Regions from separate parts of the Homo sapiens genome. Here region 2 is linked to region 1. A link is a loop called in an ENCODE intact Hi-C map of the cell type or tissue named here. Cell type or tissue: IMR-90. All regions are shown on one strand. Links, peaks and the distances in the headings refer to the core of each region. The heading gives the core; the rest is flanking DNA.

The links. Peaks named below come from ENCODE experiments on the same cell type or tissue, not always from the same donor. Only the 100,000 strongest peaks of a DNase experiment are listed, where the experiment ranks them.
Region 2: it touches region 1 in a loop (3-fold over the local background); 3 of 110 quality-filtered maps call a loop at or near these places.

Annotation. Positions count from the first base shown.
Region 1 is chr14:35,077,526-35,086,015 of GRCh38, forward strand. FAM177A1 (family with sequence similarity 177 member A1) reads left to right here. Exons shown (of 5, transcript NM_173607.5): 4 at 1,402-1,499; 5 at 3,497-5,853. The coding sequence ends at 3,703. PPP2R3C (protein phosphatase 2 regulatory subunit B''gamma) reads right to left here. Exons shown (of 13, transcript NM_017917.4): 13 at 7,947-8,253. The coding sequence ends at 8,065. It overlaps LOC101927178 (a long non-coding RNA gene), which reads left to right and starts at 3,556. Exons shown (of 5, transcript NR_110415.1): 1 at 3,556-4,034. In IMR-90, for the core only: no CTCF peak of the experiment used is centred there; no DNase peak of the experiment used is centred there.
Region 2 is chr14:35,005,067-35,018,415 of GRCh38, forward strand. SRP54 (signal recognition particle 54) reads left to right here. Exons shown (of 16, transcript NM_003136.4): 5 at 2,217-2,321; 6 at 3,561-3,627; 7 at 3,708-3,765; 8 at 6,443-6,593; 9 at 8,280-8,428; 10 at 8,736-8,836; 11 at 9,678-9,764. Among named protein-coding and RNA genes, the nearest start is that of SRP54, 29 kb to the left of the region's middle. In IMR-90, for the core only: no CTCF peak of the experiment used is centred there; no DNase peak of the experiment used is centred there.

The sequences.
Region 1 (8,490 bases), core at 491-8,490:
ACTGCGGACTGCAGTGGCACAATCTTGGCTCACTGCAAGCTCCGCTTCCCGGGTTCACGCCATTCGCCTGCCTCAGCCTCCCGAGCAGCTGGGACCACAGGCGCCCGCCACCGCGCCCGGCTAATTTTTTGTATTTTTAGTAGAGACGGGGTTTCACCTTGTTGGCCAGGATGGTCTCGATCTCCTGACCTCATGATCCACCCGCCTCGGCCTCCCAAAGTGCTGGGACCACAGGCGTGAGCCACCGCGCCCGGCCTCAAGTTCTTAAACCCTTTCTCTTAACAGCTATTTTGCTGCTTTGTCATTTGGTTTCCAATTGATAACATTCTCAATCTGTCTCACTGCTTATTCTAAAGCCTGTATTATAGTTAATTTATATTTCTATTTCATTAATATTCCATTTCTTAAATTGAGATGTGACTAAGTCATATTTGAAGGAAATGAATTATCAACTTATAACTTAATAATGCTAATTTAAAATATAGGTTTTAAATTATGAAGCTTTCTTCTGCTTCCATTTTTAACTCCCTCATAGCTTTTTATCACTTTCTGCATTTTATTAGAGCTAATTGTGAATAGTAATTGATTCAACAAACATTTACTGAGCACTGAATATATGCTAGACAGGTTGGTGTAATGGAAAGAGCATGAGCTTGAGATTCAGACCTAGCTTTGAACTTTGGATCTGCCTTATCAGTTTGGGTTAAGTTCTTTAACCTCTCTACGCCTAACCTTTCACAGTACCTGGCACATGGTAGGCACTCAGTGAGTATTATACTACAAGCCATTCCCCTCCTCCAGCCCAGTGATATCCCAGCTTTCTGAGTATACATTTTTCTTTTTTGAGACAGAGTCTTGCTCTTTCATCAAGGCTGGAGTGCAGTGGTGTGATCTTGTCTCACCGTAACCTCCACCTCCCAGTTTCAAGCTATTCTCTTGCCTCAGCCTCCTGAGTAGCTGGGATTACAGGTGCCCACCACCATGCCCAGCTAATTTTTGTATTTTTAGTAGAGATGAGGTTTCATCATGTTGTTCAAGCTGGTCTTGAAGTCCTGACCTCATGTGATTTGCCTGCCTCAGCCTCCCAAAGTGCTGGGATTATAGACATGAGCCGCCATGCCTGGCAGTATACACTTTTCTTAAAGACATAGATATATAACAGATACACCTAGTGATAAGTATTCTAATACAGACATGAAAAGACTTGTTGGGAGTTTTGAAGCCACCGGTACTTCTTGAAGAAAATCAGGGAAGATATACAGAAGATAGATCTATTAGGTTTTTATAATCTCCTTGAGAGCAGGAACAGTAACTCTTGTATTCCTACAGTGTCTTACACATAGAAAGTGCTCAAGAAATGTTTATAGAATTATATAAGTCTTTTAACTTTTGTATTTTCAGTGTGTGACTTCCTTGGAGAGAAGATTGCATCTGTTTTGGGTATCAGCACCCCAAAGTACCAATATGCCATTGATGAATATTATCGGATGAAGAAGGAGGTATGCCTCCTTTTTACATTTTCTTGATTCAGTTTGGTTTGCTATGGACTTGATGGGTTGCATAATGAGCCTATGTATTTTCTAACTGCCCAACATGTAGCTCTCTTATGCTAGGCATTTCATTCTAGAATCATTAATTTCTTTTATCAAAGTAACATACATTTTGGAATTCCTTTAAACTGGAATTTTCCTATGATCTGTGTGCAAAACTAAGCTAGATTTCATTGTCTTAGTGCTATGTGAGATGCCTTATATACATTATTTAATCTTCACATGCCTCTCTTTGGATTATCATTCTAATTCTAAGATGAAGAAACAAGATACTTAGAGCACATGGACTGGATATAGGAAAAGTGGAGTGGGTTTGGCACAGATAAAAATTTAAGTACAAGAAATGTGTATGTGCCAGGTGTTAATGCACAAAAATTTGAGGGCAGTTTAAAAGTAGTGAGGTCTTAAGGTGAGAGTGAAGTGAATTTTGTCTTAAAAAATAAAAGCCTTTAGTGCTTAAGAGCATGGGCTCAAGAACCAAAGGGCTTGAATTCAAAATCCGTTCTACCACTTAAAACTTTGTAACCTTGGACAGAACACTTAACCCCTCTATAAGCCTCAATCTCCTCATCTTTGTAATGAGGAGAATTGCAGCATCCATGCTCGGGGGCTGCTCTACAGATTAAATACATTAATATATAAAATGTTTAGAACAGCACCTAGTGAGCACAACAAATATTGGCATCTGCTATTCTTCAAGCAAATAGAGGGCAGCAATTCAGGTAAAGCTAGAATGTAGAGGCATGAAGGTACATTGTTATGGTTGGGGAAATGGCAAAAATATAATAGTTTATTGTCACTGGAGCATAAGGTACAATGTGGGAGTGACTGGACATGAGCCTGGAAAGGTCAGCTGACTTAATATTTGTCATATGGTTTCAAACCTGTTTTATGAACAAATAAGTATTTCTTAACACTGTAAGCCTTGCTTAGAGCCTCATTACCTCATCTGGGCTATTATACTAGCCTCCTAAATGGTCTCTATTCTCAAGCAAGCCCCAGAGTAATCTTCTGGGGTTACTCACTGTGTACTGACTACCCGTTCTGCAGGGTCCAATACAAATGCCACCTACTCAATGAATTTAGTAGTTCTGCAACTAGAAATTATTTACCCTTTCAAAATCTGTACATCTGTCATAATACTGTTTTTACATGTCTTAACTTCCCTACTAAGTTGTAAACTTCTTGAGGGTAGGTGCTGCCTTATCTATGTATTTGATGCTTATGGGAAAACTAACTATGCTATATATCATGTAGTAAATGAACCAACCTATTCAACCGAATAGACTGACACCCTACAATTGAAGTGATACAGTTGAAGCTAACTTTTTATTTATTTAGCTTAGACTTAATCTGAAAAAAATAAAGTCCTTGTCAAAGTTAATTCAGGTCTCATCTACGTGATGTAGTGCTGGACCCTGTTTTAAAAAGTAACCTCTTTTGGGCTGAGCGCGGTGGCTCATGCCTGTAATCCCAACACTTTGGGAGGCCGAGGTGGGTGGATCACTTGTGGTCAGGAGTTCGAGACCAGCCTGGCCAACATGGTGAAACCCTGTCTTTACTAAAAATACAAAAATTAGCTGGGCGTGGTGGCAGGTGCTTGTAGTCCCAGCTACTCAGGAGGCTGAGGCAGGAGAATTGCTTGAGCCTGGGAGATGGAGGTTGCAGTGAGCCACTGCACTCCAGCCTGGGTGACAGAGCAATACTCTTTCTCAAAAAAAACAAACAACAAGAAAAAACTACTTTCCTTAAAATGTTTTACAGTGGTTATTTCAATTAGAGAGCAGGAGAAGGGAAAGTATGTCTTAATTAGACCAAACTGATTTGAACATGACACTTTTTTTTTTTTTTTTTTTTAAACATAAGCTGACAGTGGGGAAAACAGCACTATATACCTTTTGGACTTTCGTATTTCAACTATTCTTGATATTGCTCCTTTTTTTTAGGAAGAAGAAGAAGAAGAAGAAAACAGGATGTCTGAAGAAGCAGAAAAACAATATCAACAGAATAAATTGCAGACTGATTCCATTGTTCAGACAGATCAACCAGAGACAGTGATATCCAGCTCATTTGTGAATGTCAATTTTGAAATGGAGGGAGACAGTGAAGTAATTATGGAAAGCAAGCAAAATCCAGTCTCTGTCCCACCATAAAATGAAATGACTATCAAGCTTCAAACTCTTAAGTTTTTTTTTTTTAATACAAAAACTTTCACATTCTTTATTCAGTGGGACTTAATACAATTATTTATATTTTAAATTATTAAAGTATCTGGAAAGGGAAAATGTTTTCTTCATTTTTAGGATCTATCTAGCAAAAGCCAGATCTGAAATTCAGATATTTGTACTGTTTTTACTGTGTATAGAAATTAGTGCTTTGGTTTTAAAATGATCTTTTAAAAAAGTTAAGGACATCCTAGAGCCTTAATAGTTAAGAAGAGTTAAATTATCAAGCCTATTTGTGCATTTGCTTTTTTTGAAAAAGGTAAGTTGCTGATTAAGTCTAATTGGAATTGATAATTCCATAGTCTTAGATTAAAATGAGGATATTTTCTCCTAGATTTTCTCATGTTATGCCATGCATTTATATATCTAACCATTAATTTCACACTAAGGATGCTTCACCATATAATAAAAGGAGCAAGATGGAAGCACTTTGAATTTTCTTTCATTGAGAATAACTGTTTTATGTAAGAATCTGTATTTATAACACCAGATATTAAGATAGGCTTCCATTTTTTAATGCAAGCCACTTACTTAATCTTGTATTCTTTTTCAGGACTCAAATAACTAGCTTTGAACATAATATTAAAACACTACTTATAGAATAGATTTATTAATGTTAATACCTAGTGAATATCCATGTGGCATCCTGGTTATGTTATCGGTTCAGCGTTAATCCTATAGAAAAGTGGTTTGGAGGGGATTGGGGGATAGTGGGACAGGTATAGATTTAATCCATCAGGAGCAATTAGATATTGTATAAGGTGCAATGATAGCCTAATGAAATTACCCGTCATTCATCATTTAGAAGTAGCAACAGTGAAGACTGGACAGTTTACTTGAATCTGGTTGGCCACTCCTCTACCTACTTGGTTATTTGTAAACCTTACAAATGTATATATTGTGAAGCTAATTTTGAAAATATTCCTAAATATGGCCAGGTACGGTGCTCACACCTGTAATCCCAGCACTTTGGGAGGCTGAAGTGGGCAGATTACTTGAGGTCAGGAGTTTGAGACCAGCCTGGCCAACGTAGTGAAACCCCGTCTCTACAAAAATACAAAAATTAGCCAGGCGTGGTGGTGCACGTCTGTAATCCCAGCTGCTCGGGAGGCTGAGGCAGGAGAATCACTTGAACCAGGGAGGTGGAGGTTGCAGTGAGCCAAGATTGCACCACTGCACTCCAGCCTGGGCGACAGAGTGAGACTCCATCTTGGGGGGAAAAAAGTATATATATATACACACACACAGACACACACACACACACATATATCTCTAAATGTGTGTATAGAACCTTTTATCAGTATAACATTGATTTATAATTAAATGTGGGTGAGGAAGAATGTGTGGAGTGTTTCAGAAATTTTGATCTTAAAAGCCTTTTCAGAAACTCAAAGCTTTCAGAAATTAATAGTTATATTAATAGCCTTCTAAACAGCATTAAGTTTTCAATTTTAATATATCTATATAAAATATAGTGTCAAAGAAAGTAACATCAATATAGTGGGTCTGTAATGGAAATCTGTCAATGAACATGAACTGAGTTCTTCAACTACAGGTTGAAGGATAATTAAACTTTTCATTAGGAGTGTTCAGCTACATGGATTCATGGAATGGTGGTTCATAGTAAGTGATGGTAATCTTTTTATTCATGGGTGTAAACCCTTTATAACTTAGTGCTTAAAATATTAATCTTTTGATTATATAATGTCCCATGAATTATAGTTTACCAATAGTTCTAAAACATGCTAACCTGACCTTTTCCTTCTAATTTGTTTTTAACTTCATTCGAGATAGTACCTCTCACTCACAGATATTTATTTGGTTATCAAGTGAAGATAGGTGTGTCTAAAAGTGATCTTCTGAATCCTGTCTCCCTAGAGGTACTAGTATCTAGAGTTTACCCAGAAAATTTTATGATTGTAACAAAAGGAAGTAGTGACTTATGAAGGTTTTGTTTCTTGAATTTTACTTTTGCTACTTGTCCAATAGTGGCTAGTTTATGTTTATCAATATAGTTATTCACTGTGCCTTAAGTTTATACTTTGTTTATGCAAACTATAAAATTTCCCATAAATGTATTCAATGGTTTGTCTTACTTTAAGCCTCTTTCACTCACTTTTTCCTATCTCCTTTTCAGTCCTTTTAAGAATTCCAGTTCCAGCTGGGCACGGTGGCCCACGCCTGTAGTCCCAGCACTTTGGGAGGCCAAGGTGGGCGGATCACTAGGTCAGGAGTCCGAGACCAACCTGGCCAACATGGTGAATTAGTAGAGATGGATTTCTACTAAAAATACAAAAATTAGCCGGGCATGGTAGCAGGTGCTTGTAATCCTAGCTGCTCGGGAGGCTGAGGCAGGAGAGTCACTTGAGCCTGGGAGGCGGAGGTTGCAGTGAATGGAGTTTGCACCATTGTACTCCAGCCTGGGCGACACAGCAAGACTCGTCTCCAAAAAAAAAAAAAAAAACAGAATTCCAGTTCCTTCTGGATCATAGTTCATATTTACCTTCTTCTAATCTTTCAGCATCTCATAAAAACTAAATGTAATGTATAACTGAAGTCTTTATCCTGAATTAACATAAATTCTTTAACAAAAATCCTTAACAAAATGAAGTTTGTTTTTTGGTTTGGGACAGGGTCTTACTGTGTTGCCCAGGCTGGAGTGCAATAGTGCAATCATGGCTCACTCCAGCCTCGACCTCCTGGGCTTAAGCAGTCCTTCCCTGTCAGCCTCCTAAGGATCTGGGACTACAGGCTCACACCACCATGCCCAGCTAATGTTTTTTATTTATTTTTTGTAGAGACTTGGTTTTGCCATGTTGTCCGGGCTTGGAATTAAGTTTTGTAAAATGTAACTCTGGTATTGGTTAATAAAACTAGACAATTTTTTTTTTTTTTTTTTTGAGATGATGGAGTCTCACTCTGTTGCCAGGCTGGAGTGCAGTGGCTCAATCTTGGCTCACTGCAAGCTCCGCCTCCCGGGTTCACGCCATTCTCCTGCCTCAGCCTCCTGAGTAGCTGGGACTACAGGCACCCTCCACCACGCCCAGCTAATTTTTTGTATTTTTAGTAGAGACGGGGTTTCACTGTGTTAGCCAGGATGGTCTCAATCTCCTGAACTCGTGATCCGCCCACCTCAGCCTCCCAAAGTGCTGGGATTACAGGCGTAAGCCACCGTGCCCAGCCAACAAATTTTTTATACCAATGATTTTCATGAAAGTAAAATACTAGTTTGAATACATTTTATTAAAACATCCAATTAAAAGAAAGAACAAGGCTGGGCACGTGGCTCACGTATCACTGTGAATCATGGTGGCTATAGTCCCAGCACTTTGGGAGGCCGAGGCAGGCGGATCACCTGAGGTCAGGAGTTCGAGACCAGCCTGGCCAACATGGCAAGACCCCCATCTCTACTAAAAATACAAAAATTAGCCAGGCATGGTGGTGCACACCTGAAGTCCCAGCTGCTTAGGAGGCTGAGGCAGGAGAATCGCTTGAAGCTAGGAGGTGGAGGCTGCAGTGAGCAGAGATCATGCCACTGCACTCCAGCCTGGGCAACAGACGGAGACTGTCTCAAGAGAAAAAAAAAAAAAACCGCAAAACAAAAAGGCTGGGCGTGGTGCCTCACACCTGTAATCCCAGTACTTTGGGAGGCCGAGGCGGGCAGATGACTTGAGGTCAGGAGTTTGAGACCAGCCTGGCCAACATGGTGAAACCCTGTCTCTGCTAAAATACAAAAATTAGCCAGGTGTGTTGGCAGGCGCCTATAATCCCAGCTACTCAGGAGGCCGAGGCAGGAGAATCACTTGACCCCCCCTAAAAAAAAATCCTAATCCTAACCCAGAAATAAAATGGCTCTACTCATGAATGGGAAAGTTTGTCATCTTTGAGATTTTATATATATAGACACACACACACACACATGTTGTGTGTATATATATATGCACTGTCAGTCAAATATTCACATTCTAAATGACTGTCAGAAATATTCCATGGAAACTTCATCTCTGAAGATTATACAGATTTAAACTGAACATCATCTACCTACAGCAAATCACACTTCCCATCTTTGAACTAAAAGGAACCAGAACTTACCCCACCTCCTAACAAGCAATATTTGGTCCTATTGCTTCTAAACTATTGCAACCAAAATTCCAGTAACCAAAACATTTGCTGTGTTCTCTAGGCATATCAAGTGTTTTATTTAGACCATTTCTGAGGATTTTGCTTTAAAGGCTTTACATGCAGCATTCAAGTATCTCATAATATAAGACAGTCTAGTCTTTCAGAGATCATGTATCATCAAGGTCTGCAGAGTTTTCACTGTCATTTGCAACAAGAGCCTCTCTGTTCTCGTAAGTCCAGAAGCCATTCAAATCGATTAGAATGGTGGTTACTGTGTCTCCTTGATTACTGTTGATTAAATCCTGAAGAGAGATTTTCAAAGGATCCTTTGGTTTTACCATGTCAAAGATTTCATCCTGCAAGAGAAAAAAAAATACAATGAAATTTGATCCACTTAATTTCTATCACACATAGTGATCCAAAATTCAGGGCTGTTTGCATCCACTGAAGTACAGAGGAATAAAATTGAGGGCTGCCACTTGGGCTTATGTTAATTTTTTGTTCTACTTTTTTTCTTTTCCATTTAACAGGCAGTTTCCTTTTCTCTACCTACAACCACAAAATTTTATTGGATAACTCCTTAGCTATGTGAT
Region 2 (13,349 bases), core at 4,036-12,035, 69 kb before region 1:
TATACCTGTAATCTCAGCACTTCAGGAGGCCAAGGCTGGAGGATTACTTGAGGCCAAGAGTTCAAAACCAGTCTGGGCAACATAGCAATACTCCATCTCTACAAACAAATACTAAAGTTAGCCAGACATCATGGCATATGCCTGTAGTTCCAGCTACTCAGGAGGCTGAGATGGTAGGATCGCTTGAGTCCAAGAGTTCGAGACTGCAGTAAGCCATGATTGATTGTACCAGTGCATTCTAGCCTGGGTAACAGAGTAAGACCCTGTCTCAAAAAAACAAAAAAAGTGGTAAATGAATGGGCATGACTGTATTAGATTGAAATTTTTTTCAATGTAATAACTAGAAATGTAATAACTTTACAGCCTGTTGCCCAGGCCGGAGTACAGTGGCCTGATGATAGCTCATTGCAGTCTCAAACTCCTGGGCTCAAGCAATCTTACTGCCTCAGCCTCCTTGATTAGCTGGGACCACAGGTGCGTGCCACCACACCTGGCCAATTCTTTAAATTAGTAGAGACAAGATCTTGCTATGCTGCCCAAGCTGGTCTCAAACTCCTGGTCTCAATGAATCCTCCTCCTTTGTCCCCCCGCTGAAAGGGCCGGGATTATAGGCATGAGCCACCACACCCAGCCTCCATTGAAACTTTATTTGCACATAGTTTACCAACCCCTGATCTAGGACATTAACTATTATAGATTTATTATTTTATCATACATTTCAAGCTCCAAACAACTGACCCCCAAGTGAATTATTTTTTAAATGTCCCATGCTTTTTTTTGTTTTTGTTTTTGAGATGGAGTCTCGCTCTGTCACCCAGGCTGGAGTGCGGTGGCGCGATCTCGGCTCACTGCAAGCTCCGCCACCCGGGTTCATGCCATTCTCCTGCCTCAGCCTTCAGAGTAGCTGGGACTACAGGCGCCTGCCACCACGCCCGGCTAATTTTTTGTATTTTTAGCAGAGATGGGGTTTCACCGTGTTAGCCAGGATGGTCTCAATCTCCTGACCTTGTGATCCACCTGCCTCTGCCTCCCAAAGTGCTGGGATTACAGGCATGAGCCACCGCGCCCGGCCCTAAATGTCCCATGCTTTTTTAATTTGGAGACTGTCCCTATATGAACCTCAGTTTTCCACTGACTGATTTTAAAGTTGATTATTATTTTTTACTAGCCCTCTAAATGTAGTAACTTTACAGTAAATATTTGGCATTGGAGAATTTACAGTTTGACCTGGAAAATCTTTCACATATAATCTGTAATTTTGTTAAGTAAATATTTGTCAAATTGAATATGGACATTAGCACTCTCGAGTATGGCATCCACTAGCCACATGTGGTTATTGAGCATTTGTAATGTGGCTAGTCCAAACTGAGATGTGTTTTACATATAAAATACACACCAGGTTTTCAGACTTGGTATGGGAAAAGAAATGTAAAATATCTCATTAATTTTTTATATAGATTACATATGAAAATGATAATTTTTTAGATGTATTGGGGTAGATACTAAAATTAGTATCACCTGTTTTTACTTTTTAAATGTCAGTACTGGAAATTTTAAAATTCATGTGTAGCCTTCATATACATTTTTGTATTACATTTCTGTAGTGCTGATGTAGATTCCTCCTGTGGCTTAAATTTGGTTTCACATTTTATACTCCAGCTTGTTCTAAAAAATGCTGTGAGATCTTTACCTCTGAATTGGTTTGGAGTATAGACTTGATTATGACTTCTTAAATTTATGTTCTTAAATTTTACTCTGTCTTTACAAAGGGGAATAATTGTATTATAATAGCTTATGGTAGCTTTTACATGAAAATGTCCTTATTTATATAATTTAAAAGTTGTGGCAGCACAGTGGCTCACGCCTGAAATCCCAGCACTTTGAGGCTGAGACAGAAGGATTGCTTGAACCCAGAAGTTGGAAACCAGCCTGGGCAACATGGCAAGACCCTGTCTCTACAAAAAAAAATTTTTTTAGTTAACTAGGTGTGGTGGCGTGTGCCTGTAGTCCCAGTTACTTGGGAGGCTGAAGTGGGAGCATCATTTGAGCCCAGGAGGTTGAGGCTGCAGTGAGCTCTGATTATGCCACTGCACTCCAGCCTGGGTGACAAGAGTGTGACCCTGTCTCAAAAAAGGAAAAAAAAGTTGTGGGGAAGGGGTTTTGAATTTATATGTATGTTAACCTGATTTTATTTTTAATTTATTTTTGGTATTTAGCTTGTAGACCCTGGAGTTAAGGCATGGACACCCACTAAAGGAAAACAAAATGTGATTATGTTTGTTGGATTGCAAGGGAGTGGTAAAACAACAACATGTTCAAAGGTAAATTGAACTTAATTTAAAAAGAAGTCATATGGAAGATAGGTTTGTATAAATCAAGTTTTGTATTTAATATAAAAATGTAAAGCCTGGCTTTATAATGTTGAAATATATATTTTATTAATTATAATTATTAGAATGCATTTATATATTATAAATAATGTTATTTTATATAAAATATATTTACATAAAATATATTTATATTATAATAAAATATATTTACATAAAATATATTTTATTAAAATATATTTATATTATAATAAAATATATTTACATAAAATAGATTTTATTAAAATATATTTACATAAAATAGATTTTATTAAAATATATTTACATAAAATAGATTTTATTAAAATATATTTACATAAAATAGATTTTATTAAAATATATTTACATTAAAATATATTAATAACATATTAAGATATAAAGCCAGGCTTTATAATATTGTTGCTTTATAATTTTGTGTTACTTGATGTATGTTTTTAAATAGTTTTTTTTAGGATAAGAGGAGAGGTCCTCATAGTTTCTTATGATTTTTTTTTTGTAAGAAGGTAGACATCTGTAACTATGCTATTTCTTTTATTAAAAAAAGACCATTCCTATCCTTTCAGGAAGTGAGTGTGTGATTTTTGGAGAAGAGAACATGGAGTTTACTTTATCCTCTATGGCTCAGGACTCCTTTTTCAGGTTCCCACCCAGCATACTATAGATCTTCATTTTGTGTATCCTTATGCCATATTTTTTTAGACAGAGTCTTACTTTTATTGCCCAAGCTTGAGTGCAGTGGCACGCAAACATAGCTTACTGTAGCCTTGACCGCTTTATGCTAATTTTTAATTCAGTTTACCACTCCTTTCTCCCAAATTGCATGTCTCAACAATATTACAAGATTTTTCCACAAGCTTCACGTATGTTACAGTTTGAGAGGGAAAAAGAGAAAAGGATGATTTTTAGATCGTTTTGTTGTTGTTTGTTTTTAATTAACATTAATAGTAGTTAACATTTTTTGCTATGATCATTTGCTACTTGATCATTTTATATTTGAATGCTACTGCATGACAATTAGAATATAAAACTTTGTAGGAAATTTGCCACATTCAAAAATCTTTAATAATATTTTCAGGAGAATTATAAGCAGTTTTATTTTACTCCTTAGGTAAATAATAAGGAAAAACAGAAAAAATTATATGTATAGTTTGTTATATTTTATGATATTATATTTTTAAATCTTTTCTCACCCAGCTAGCATATTATTACCAGAGGAAAGGTTGGAAGACCTGTTTAATATGTGCAGACACATTCAGAGCAGGTAATGTCTTGAAATTTGAAAATTGTTTTATATAATTTTTATTTTCAAGTTTGAGGATTCATGAACTCTTTATCTTCCAGGGGCTTTTGACCAACTAAAACAGAATGCTACCAAAGCAAGAATTCCATTTTATGGAAGGTAGGTTACTGTTTTTTATTTTAACACTTATATCCCTCTTCTTGTCTGTCAGCTTTTTTTTTTTTTTTTTTTTGAGACGGAGTCTCCCTCTGTCACCCAGGCTGGGGTGCAATGGTGCGATCTTGGCTCACTGCAACCACCACCTCCTGGGTTCAAGTGATTCTCCTGTCTCAGCTTCCTGAGTAACTGGGATTACAGGTGCCCACCACCATGCCCATCTAAATTTTTGTATTTTTAGTAGAGACAGGGTTTTACCATGTTGGCCAGGCTGGTCTCGAACTCCTGACCTCAGGTGATCCACCTGCCTCAGCCTCCCAAAGTGCTGGAATTACAGGCATGAGCCACCATGCCTGACCATGCCCTGCTAATTTTTTTAAAAACTTTTTGTAAAGACCCTGTCTTATAAAATATCCTTTGTTGCCCAGGCTGGTCCCAAGCTCCTGGGCTCAAATGATCCTCCCACCTCAGCCTCCCGAAGGGCTGGGATTACAGGCTTGAGCCACTGTATGCAGCCACACACATGTTCTTATTAAGTGTATTTCTATCTGAGTTTTTGGTGGTGGTTCTTAATTTAGGGGAAAAACTTTTTTTGTAACATTATGTGTCTTTATTTGATAATAGTGATCTGCATATAAAAAGTTGCCACTAATCAGAAGAGTGCAAATTAAAATATCTCATTTCTTGATTTTCAAGTTGACAAAGATTGTATTGGGGATTGTGAAAATGTAGTGAAATAGGGATGAGATTAAACTTTTATGGAAGAGATTTGCCTCATAAAAGCAAAAAGCCTTAAATGGTCATACCATTTGTTCCAAATTCAGCTTATAAGAGGTGTCATAACATAGTGTCAAAGAAGAAACATTTATGTACCAATTATATTGGCGGTATTTTTAATATCAGGAAATTGGAAACACTGCCATGCACAGTGGCTCATATCTGTAATCCCAGCACTTCGGGAGGCTGAGGTGGGAGGATTGCTTGAGCCCAGAAGTTGGACACCAGCCTGGGCAATATAGCAAGACCTCATCTCTACAAAAAATAAATTTAAAAAATTTTCAGGCTGGGCGCACCACGTTGGGAGGCTGAGGCGGGCGGATTATGAGGTCAGGAGTTCGAGACCAGCCTGGCCAACACAGTGAAACCCTGTCTCTACTAAAAATACAGAAATTAGCTGGGCGTGGTAGTGGGTGCCTGTAATCCTAGCTACTTGGGAGGCTGAGGCAGAAGAATCGCTTGAATCTGGGAGGCGAAGGTTGCATTGAGCCGAGATCGTGCCACTACCCTTCAGCCTGGGTGACAGAGCTAGACACCGTTTAAAAAAAAAAATTTTTTTAGGCCGGGCACAGTGGCTCACACCTGTAATCCCCGTACTTTGGGAGGCTTAGGCGGGTGGATCACCTGAGGTCGGGAGTTCAAGACCAGCCTGACCAACATGGAGAAAGCCCGTTTCTACTAAAAATACAAAATAACTGGACGTGGTGGCGTGTGCCTGTAATCCCAGCTACTCAGGAGGCTGAGGCAAGAGAATTGCTTGAACCCGGGAGGCAGAGGTTGCGGTGAGCTGAGATGGCATCATTGCACTCCACCATGGGCAACAAGAGCAAAACTGTGCCTCAAAATAAATAAATAAATAAATTTAAAAAAGAAATTGGAGGCCAGGCATGATGGCTCATGCATGTGATCCCAGCATTTTGGGAGGCCAAGGCGGGCATATCATGAGGTCAGAAGTTTGAGACCATCCTGACCAACATGGTGAAACCCCGTCTTTACTGAAAATACAAAAATTAGCCAGGCCTGGTGGCAGGCGCCTGTAATCCTAGCCACTTGGGAGGCTGAGGCACGAGAATCCCTTGAACCCAGGAGGCAGAAGTGGCAGTGAGCCGAGATCGCACCACTGCACTCCAGCCTGGGCAACAGAGTGAAACTTTGTCTCAAAAATAAATAAATAAATACATAAAAATTAAAAAAAAAATTGGAAAAACGTCAAATGTCTAATAGTAGGGCGTTATTTAATAAATGATACAGCCATCTGATAGAATGCTGTATAACCTCAAGGTTATGTGTTACAGAAATATTTTTTCTTTTTTCACCCGTGTTAATTTTTAAAGAGACATGCCATGGTCTTGCTCTGTTGCCCAAGTTGGAGTGCAGTTGCATGATCATAAGCTCACTGCAGTGTCGAACTCATGGACTCAAGTGGTCCTCCTGCCTCAGTCTCCCAAGTGGCTGGGACTATAGGCATATTCCACTATGCCAGCTAGTTTTTTTTTTTTGTAGAGATGGAATCTCACTATATTGCTCAGGCTTGTTACAAGAATATCTACTGGTTTTATAAAATGCTTCCAAATGGATGTTAAATGGAAAAATGTGTGAAACACTGTGAGCATGAGTTCAATTATTAAAGAAGATATAAAAAATAAATTTGAAGGAGACACAATTCATTCAAAAAAGACATGCAGTAGAATCATACTGGGTTTTGGAATTGGAAAATTGGATAATGCTTCATGCTTTTTTAGAAGTAGATTCTGTATTTAATACTTTATAGATTTTCCTCTTCTAAATTGAAATTGGGGTCATTTTGGCTTTTTCAAAATAGATTATAGGTAAATTAACTTTCCGAATTAGTAGTATTTGGAAGTTTTGTCGTTTTGTTAAATCATTTGTCCATGTTATATAGCTATACAGAAATGGATCCTGTCATCATTGCTTCTGAAGGAGTAGAGAAATTTAAAAATGAAAATTTTGAAATTATTATTGTTGATACAAGTGGCCGCCACAAACAAGAAGACTCTTTGTTTGAAGAAATGCTTCAAGTTGCTAATGCTATAGTAAGTAGCTTTCAATGTAACACTATTATTAGGACTTTGGTTAATTTAATTATAAAACCAGGTTGAGTATATGACCAATATAAATTATTCTTTGCCTGTGAGGCAGATCCCCAGTAATTTATTTTTGTTTTGGGCACCTATATCTATGTGGTAGGGACTTAATTTCATTATTTTTGTTCTCCATTAAATATAAAATTTTCATAAGTATGAAAAAGTAATTTCCTTTCTCAGTCATCCTATTAGTATGCATAAGAAAACATTTAAAAATTAGTAATTAGGCCGGGTATGGTGGCTCACATCTATAATCCCAGCACTTTGGGAGGCCAGGGCGGATGGATCACAAGGTCAGGAGTTCAAGATCAGCCTGGCCAACATGGTGAAACTCCGTCTCTACTAAAAATACAAAAATTATCTGGGCATGGTGGTGGGTGCCTGTAATCCCAGCTACCTGGGAGCTGAGGCAGGAGAATAGCTTGAACCCGGGAGGCAGAGGTTGCAGTGAGCCAAGATCACGCCATTGCACTCCAGCCTGGGCAACAAGAGCAAAACTCCATCTCCAAAAAAAAAAAAAAAAAAAATTAGTAATTAGCCTTTAGTTTCTGTTGAATTTCCTTTTTAAAAATTCAGTTGGAAATACTTAGATTTTTAAATACTTTAAAAAATATTAATTATCATTTTGTGTCTCTTTAAAAGTGTGATGGAAACAATTTGGGGGAGGAGAAGCAGTTTATAGATATCTGCAGCATATATTATTAGGAACCCACGTCTTGACATTGGAGTGTTAGCAGTAATTCTTTGGTTTGTGGTTAATGCTAATAAGTTTCTTTTCAGTTATGTTGTTATTTTGACCAAGTTGAGCAGATCTAAGGGAAGTAGCCTCAAGTATATTTTATCCGTTTTCAGTATACACTCTTCTACTTTGATTTGCCTTTGTACTTTTTTTGCCTAGATTGCCATTCTTTCAAATCTTTGCATATAACCTTTTCCTCTTTATTCAGGCCTCAGCTCAAACATTAGGTCCAGAGAGGCCTTCCCTGACTACCTTACTAGAAAATGCCTCCCATACTTCAAAACTGATACTCTGTATCCCATTTTCGTTGTTATACATCTGAAATGTTTATCTATTTATTATATATGTCCTCTGACTAGAATGCAAGTTTCTTAGGACAAATATTTTCTCATTTACCTTTTTGTTCTCATGACCTAGATGGTACCTGATAATACATAGTACTTCAACAAATATTTATGGATTGAATAATTATTTATAGTGTAAATGTTGTAGTTTTTTTTTTTTTTTTTTTGAGATGGAGTTTCACTCTTGTCGCCCAGGCTGGAGTGCAGTGGCATGATCTCAGCTGACTGCAACCTCTGCCTCCCGGGTTCAAGTGATTCTCCTGCCTGAGCCTCTCAAGTAGCTGGGATTACAGGCACTCGCCACCATGCCTGGCTAATTTTTGTATGCTAATTTTTGTATTTTTAGTAGAGACGGGGTTTTCACCATGTTGGCCAGGCTGGTCTTGAACTATCTCAGGTGATCCACCTGGCTCGGCCTCCCAAAGTGCTGGGATTACAGGCATGAGCCACTGCACCTGGCTCTAAATATTGTTTTATAGCTTCTAATGATGACATTTGCTTAGGATCAATAAAAATCTTTTCTAAAGTATCTTTTCTATTTAAACTTTCTAGCAACCTGATAACATTGTTTATGTGATGGATGCCTCCATTGGGCAGGCTTGTGAAGCCCAGGCTAAGGCTTTTAAAGATAAAGTAGATGTAGCCTCAGTAATAGTGACAAAACTTGATGGCCATGCAAAAGGAGGTGGTGCACTCAGTGCGTAAGTATCATTGATACTGTTGTCCTCTGTCTTGGGATTATATGGGGAAGGATATGTGTTTATAGCTTTCATATTGATCATTTAAAATATGTTTCAATAGTGAGCCTAATATGGTTTATAAAGAAAGTTTAAATAGAAACAATTTTGGAGCCTGTCTGATATAGGTCTATTATAACTTGTGAAATGAAACTTGAGTTTTGTACCTTTGTCTAATTAGCTTTGGAGGCGGATTCACTTCGAATTTCAGATCTGCTGGAAATTTGTGGGGTTCTTTTGAGGTTATTTTATATTTTCTTTTTTTTTCCAGAGTCGCTGCCACAAAAAGTCCGATTATTTTCATTGGTACAGGGGAACATATAGATGACTTTGAACCTTTCAAAACACAGCCTTTTATTAGCAAACTTCTTGGTATGTACAGTGGTGGGGATATAGAAAAATCTCCAAGAAATACGATGTATCTTTAGGACAAAATAGGATTTTAATTCTGTCCTCACTAATTTAAGCACATCATTTCTTTCTGTGACTTAGTTTCCTTACCTGTAAAATAGAGATAATGGTTATCTGCCCTCTGTGGTGAAAGTGGTAAAATGAGGTATCTAGTAGAAAGTTCTTTGGAAAAGTTTTAGAGCACAGTACAAAAACAAGTGGTTTTAATAATAGTGGATGTAAGGGCAGTAATACTTTGGCAATGTCTCAAGGTGGTATAGTTAGAGAGCATGGAATTTGGAGTTAAACCCTGGGCTGCAGTCCTTGCTTTGCCACTTGTTTGTTGCCACTTAACTTTTTTTTTTTTTTTTTTTGAGACGGAGTTTCGCTCTTGTCACCCAGGCTGGAGTGCAATGGCGGGATCTCAGTTCACTGCACCTTCAGCCTCCCGGGTTCAAGCGATTTTCCTGCCTTAGCCTCCCAGGTAGCTGGGATTACAGGCGTGCACCACCAGGTCCAGCTAATTTTTTTTTATTTTTAGTAGAGACGGGGTTTCACCATGTTGGCCAGGCTAGTCTCAAACTCCTGACCTCAGGTGATCCACCCACCTTGGCCTCCCAAAGTGCTGGGATTACAGGCATGAGCCACCGCTCCTGGCCATGCCACTTAACTTTCTTAGCTTTGGTTTTCTCATTTGTGTAGTGTAGTAAGAATACCTAACCTATTATAACCTCACAAGGTTATTATGTATGTGAATGTGTTTTGTATAATGTGAAGCAGGGTATAGTATTAGTTGTTAATTTTTCTTTTTTGTATCTTATAGGTATGGGCGACATTGAAGGACTGATAGATAAAGTCAACGAGTTGAAGTTGGATGACAATGAAGCACTTATAGAGAAGTTGAAACATGGTATATGAGTGACAAAAAAGCACTTCATCTCAGATTTCTTCCATTGATTTTTTTTATAAAGTTACTATTAAGTTATTTGAAATGTAATATCTGTTAGAGTCAGATCTTCCACTGCTTATTATTTTAGATGATTTATATGCAAATCATTTAAAATCTCAGGTACCTGAGCAGTTACAGAATTCAGTGTTTTTATTTTCTTTATTGTAATAAAATTAAGATTAAAATAAGGCTTTCACTAGGTTCCTTGAAGTTTTTCTGTTTTTTAAGACAGAGTCTCACTCTGTTACCCAGGCTGGAGTGCAGTGGTGCAATCTTGGCTCACCGCAAACTCCACCTCCTGGGTTCAAGTGATTCTCCTGCCTCAGCCTCCTGAGTAGCTGGGATTACGGGCACGTACCACCAGGCCCGGCTAATTTTTGTATTTTTAGTAGAGATGGGTTTTGCCATGTTGGCCAGGCTGGTCTTGAACTGCTGACCTCAGGTGATCCACCCACCTCAGCCTCCCAAAGTGCTGAGATTACAGGTGTGAACCACTGTGCTTGGCCGGTTCCTTGAAGTTAAACAGGTTAAAAGTAAGTTAGAACACAAGGATGAAATTAAATATACCACATTTTCTTTACCCCACATGAAAGACCACTCCTGTAGAGAAGGATATTATTCTGATTAGGAGCTCAGGTTCTTAAATATAACATACCTGTTTTTGTATCTCTGATCTATTTTTTAGCTTTATAACTTTTTAAATTACTTAGCCTCAATTTTGTCATCTATAAAACGTACATAATACTAACTACTTCATATGGTTGTGAAGATTGCATTCGCTGATGCATGTACAATGTCTGGCACATCATAAACACTCAATGTATATTATTCTCAACCATTCCAGTTGTTCTAAAAATAATCTTTAATTACCGTAGCAACTATTCTGCCTCTTTGCTTCTTCTCACTCATCTTACCAGATAATTGTGCCTTTACTTTTCTCTTAAATGCTGGTGTTTCTCAGGGATCATTCGAAGTTATCTTTCTCAGGAGCTTCAGACTCATGTATCTGTGTTTACTAGACCATTCTTGGATGTTTCATAGACATCTCAAATTCAGCATATCCTTATTCCCATCCCAACCTCTCACCTCGTTGTCTTATCAATGAATATTAATATCATTTATATTGTTGCCAGAGTCAGAAACTTGGGTGTCATTATTATTTCTTCCTCACTCTGCCCACTCCTTTCTCCATCAGTTAACTAGTCCAAGTGTTTCCACCTCCTAAATATCTCCATTCCATCCCCTTCTCTGTAGCTGCCCTTCAACTATGCTAGTTCATCTCTTTCCTAGATCTTCTTATTGTAAGTCTTTCAACAGATCTTCCATCTTCCTGTACTCTTCCCCTTTGATGTATTTTTTCATACTACAGCCCAGAATAATCTTTCAAAACTGCAAATCTGATCCCATTACTGCTTTTCTTAAAATTCTTTAGTGGCTTTCTCTTGCCCTTTTAAAGTTTTTAACTGATTTTACTGTCTAGCTCACATCTTCCATGTTGTGTTTTAGCATTGTTGTTCTTAGTATTCTGTGTGCCAGCTATGCTGGACTTCTTTTAGTTTCTCAAATGTACATTCCTGTCTCTCACATCTGGGCTGTTGCCTTTGCCAGTCCCTCTATCTCTCTTCTTACCTCTGCCATCATCTCCTCTGGCCAAGATGGCTAACTGCTACTTGCACTTCAGATTTCTCCTTAAATGTCCTTCTTCAGGGACATTTCACCTGAACCCTAGACTGAGTTGGAACCTTCTGACAGATGTTTCTATCACTTCCTACAATTAATTTTTATATTATTCAGCACAATTATTTGATGTCTGTTTTTCCTGCTTGAAGGTGAAGGTAGAGGTCATAGCTGGGTTACTCATTTTTTATGTTCACAGTACCTAGCACAGTGTCTGGCACATAGTAGGCCTTCAGCAACTATTGAATGAATGAATTTATCCTTTGTTGCCTGTCTCTTTGCCCCTTTTTTTTCTTTTCTTTTTTTTTTTTTTTCTTCTTTTTTTGAGACAGAGTTTCACTCTTGTTGCCCAGGCTGGAGTGCATTGGCACAATCTCAGCTCAGTGCAACCTCCGCCTCCCAGTTTGAAGCAGTTCTCCTGCCTCAGCCTCCCCATTAGCTGGGACTACAGGCATGCACTGCCACGCCCGGCTAATTTTTGCATTTTTAGTAGAAATGGGGTTTCACCATGGTGGCCAGGCTGATCTCGAACTCCTGGCCTCAGGTGATCTGCCTGCCTCGGCCTCCCAAAGTGCTGAGATTACAGGCATGAGCCACCTTGCCTGGCCGCTCCTTCCTTTTTCTATCTTGGATAATCCTACCACTGTTTCTGCTACCACTATGAAGCTGGGTGTATATTCCTACTCTGTTTCCTTTCTGACTCCTGACTCTCCTTAAGTCTCTACATTTTTGTTTCTATTTCTAATATTCTACTCATTCTGAGATCTCCAAGGGTCTCCTAATTTCCACATGTAGTGACCTTTCTTGTTTTCCTTGGTTCCTAATATTTAAGTGTTTTCTGCCTTTTCTGTTTTCAGACTCTAAGTTCTATGTCTGTGGATTTCTTATATTATTCTAGCTTTAATTATCACTTCTGTATAAATGGCCAAATATGTATTTCAACCTTAATCCTCTCTTCCACTGTTTAATTCTGCGTTTCTAGTTGACTGCTATAACATTTCTTTTAAGATACTGTACTGCCACTTCACATTCAGAATGCCTGAACCAAATACCTTTTCTCTTTTTATCTTTAGGACATAAATAGAAAATACTTTCTCTTTTGGCTTGTTCCATCCCTGTTTTTAAACCTTAGGTTAGTATACATACAATGAAATGCTCAAATCCTAAGGATACCTTTCTTTTTTTGACAAATGCACAGTAACCCACACCCAATCAAGAAACAGAACATTTCCATTACTCTAAAAGGTTTGCTTGTGCCCTTTCCCGGTAATACTTCATATTATAGAAGTCCTGGGCTGTGCATGGTGGCTCACACTGTAATCCTAGTGCTTTAGGAGGCCAAGGTGGGAGGATCATTTGAGGTCAGGAGTTTGAGACCAGCCTGGGCAATGTAGTGAGACCCATATCTCTTAGAAAAATCCAGTGGCATGCATCCATAGTCATAACTACTCTGGAGACTGAGGCAGGCGGTCACTTGAGCTCAAGAGTTTGAGGCTACCAGTGTGTGATGACTGTACCACTTCAATCCAGTCTCAGTGATAGAGCACAACCCTCTTAAAAAAATAAAGAAATTCTGAGTATATCGTTTTTCTTCCAATCTGTTTTCTTTGACTAAGCATATTTTGATATTAATTCATGTAGTTGTACTTATCTATAGTTTGTTCTTTTTATTGCTGAATAATATTTTTTCCACAGTGTATCCATTTTCCTGTTCATAGATACCTAAGCTATTTAAGAAACTCCAAACAATCTTCTAAAGTGTCTTGCTATTCTATATTCTCACCAATATATGGGAGTTCTTTGTGGTCCACATCCACTTTAACTTTTGATATTGTCAACCTTTAAAATTTTACTCATCCTAGTAGGTGT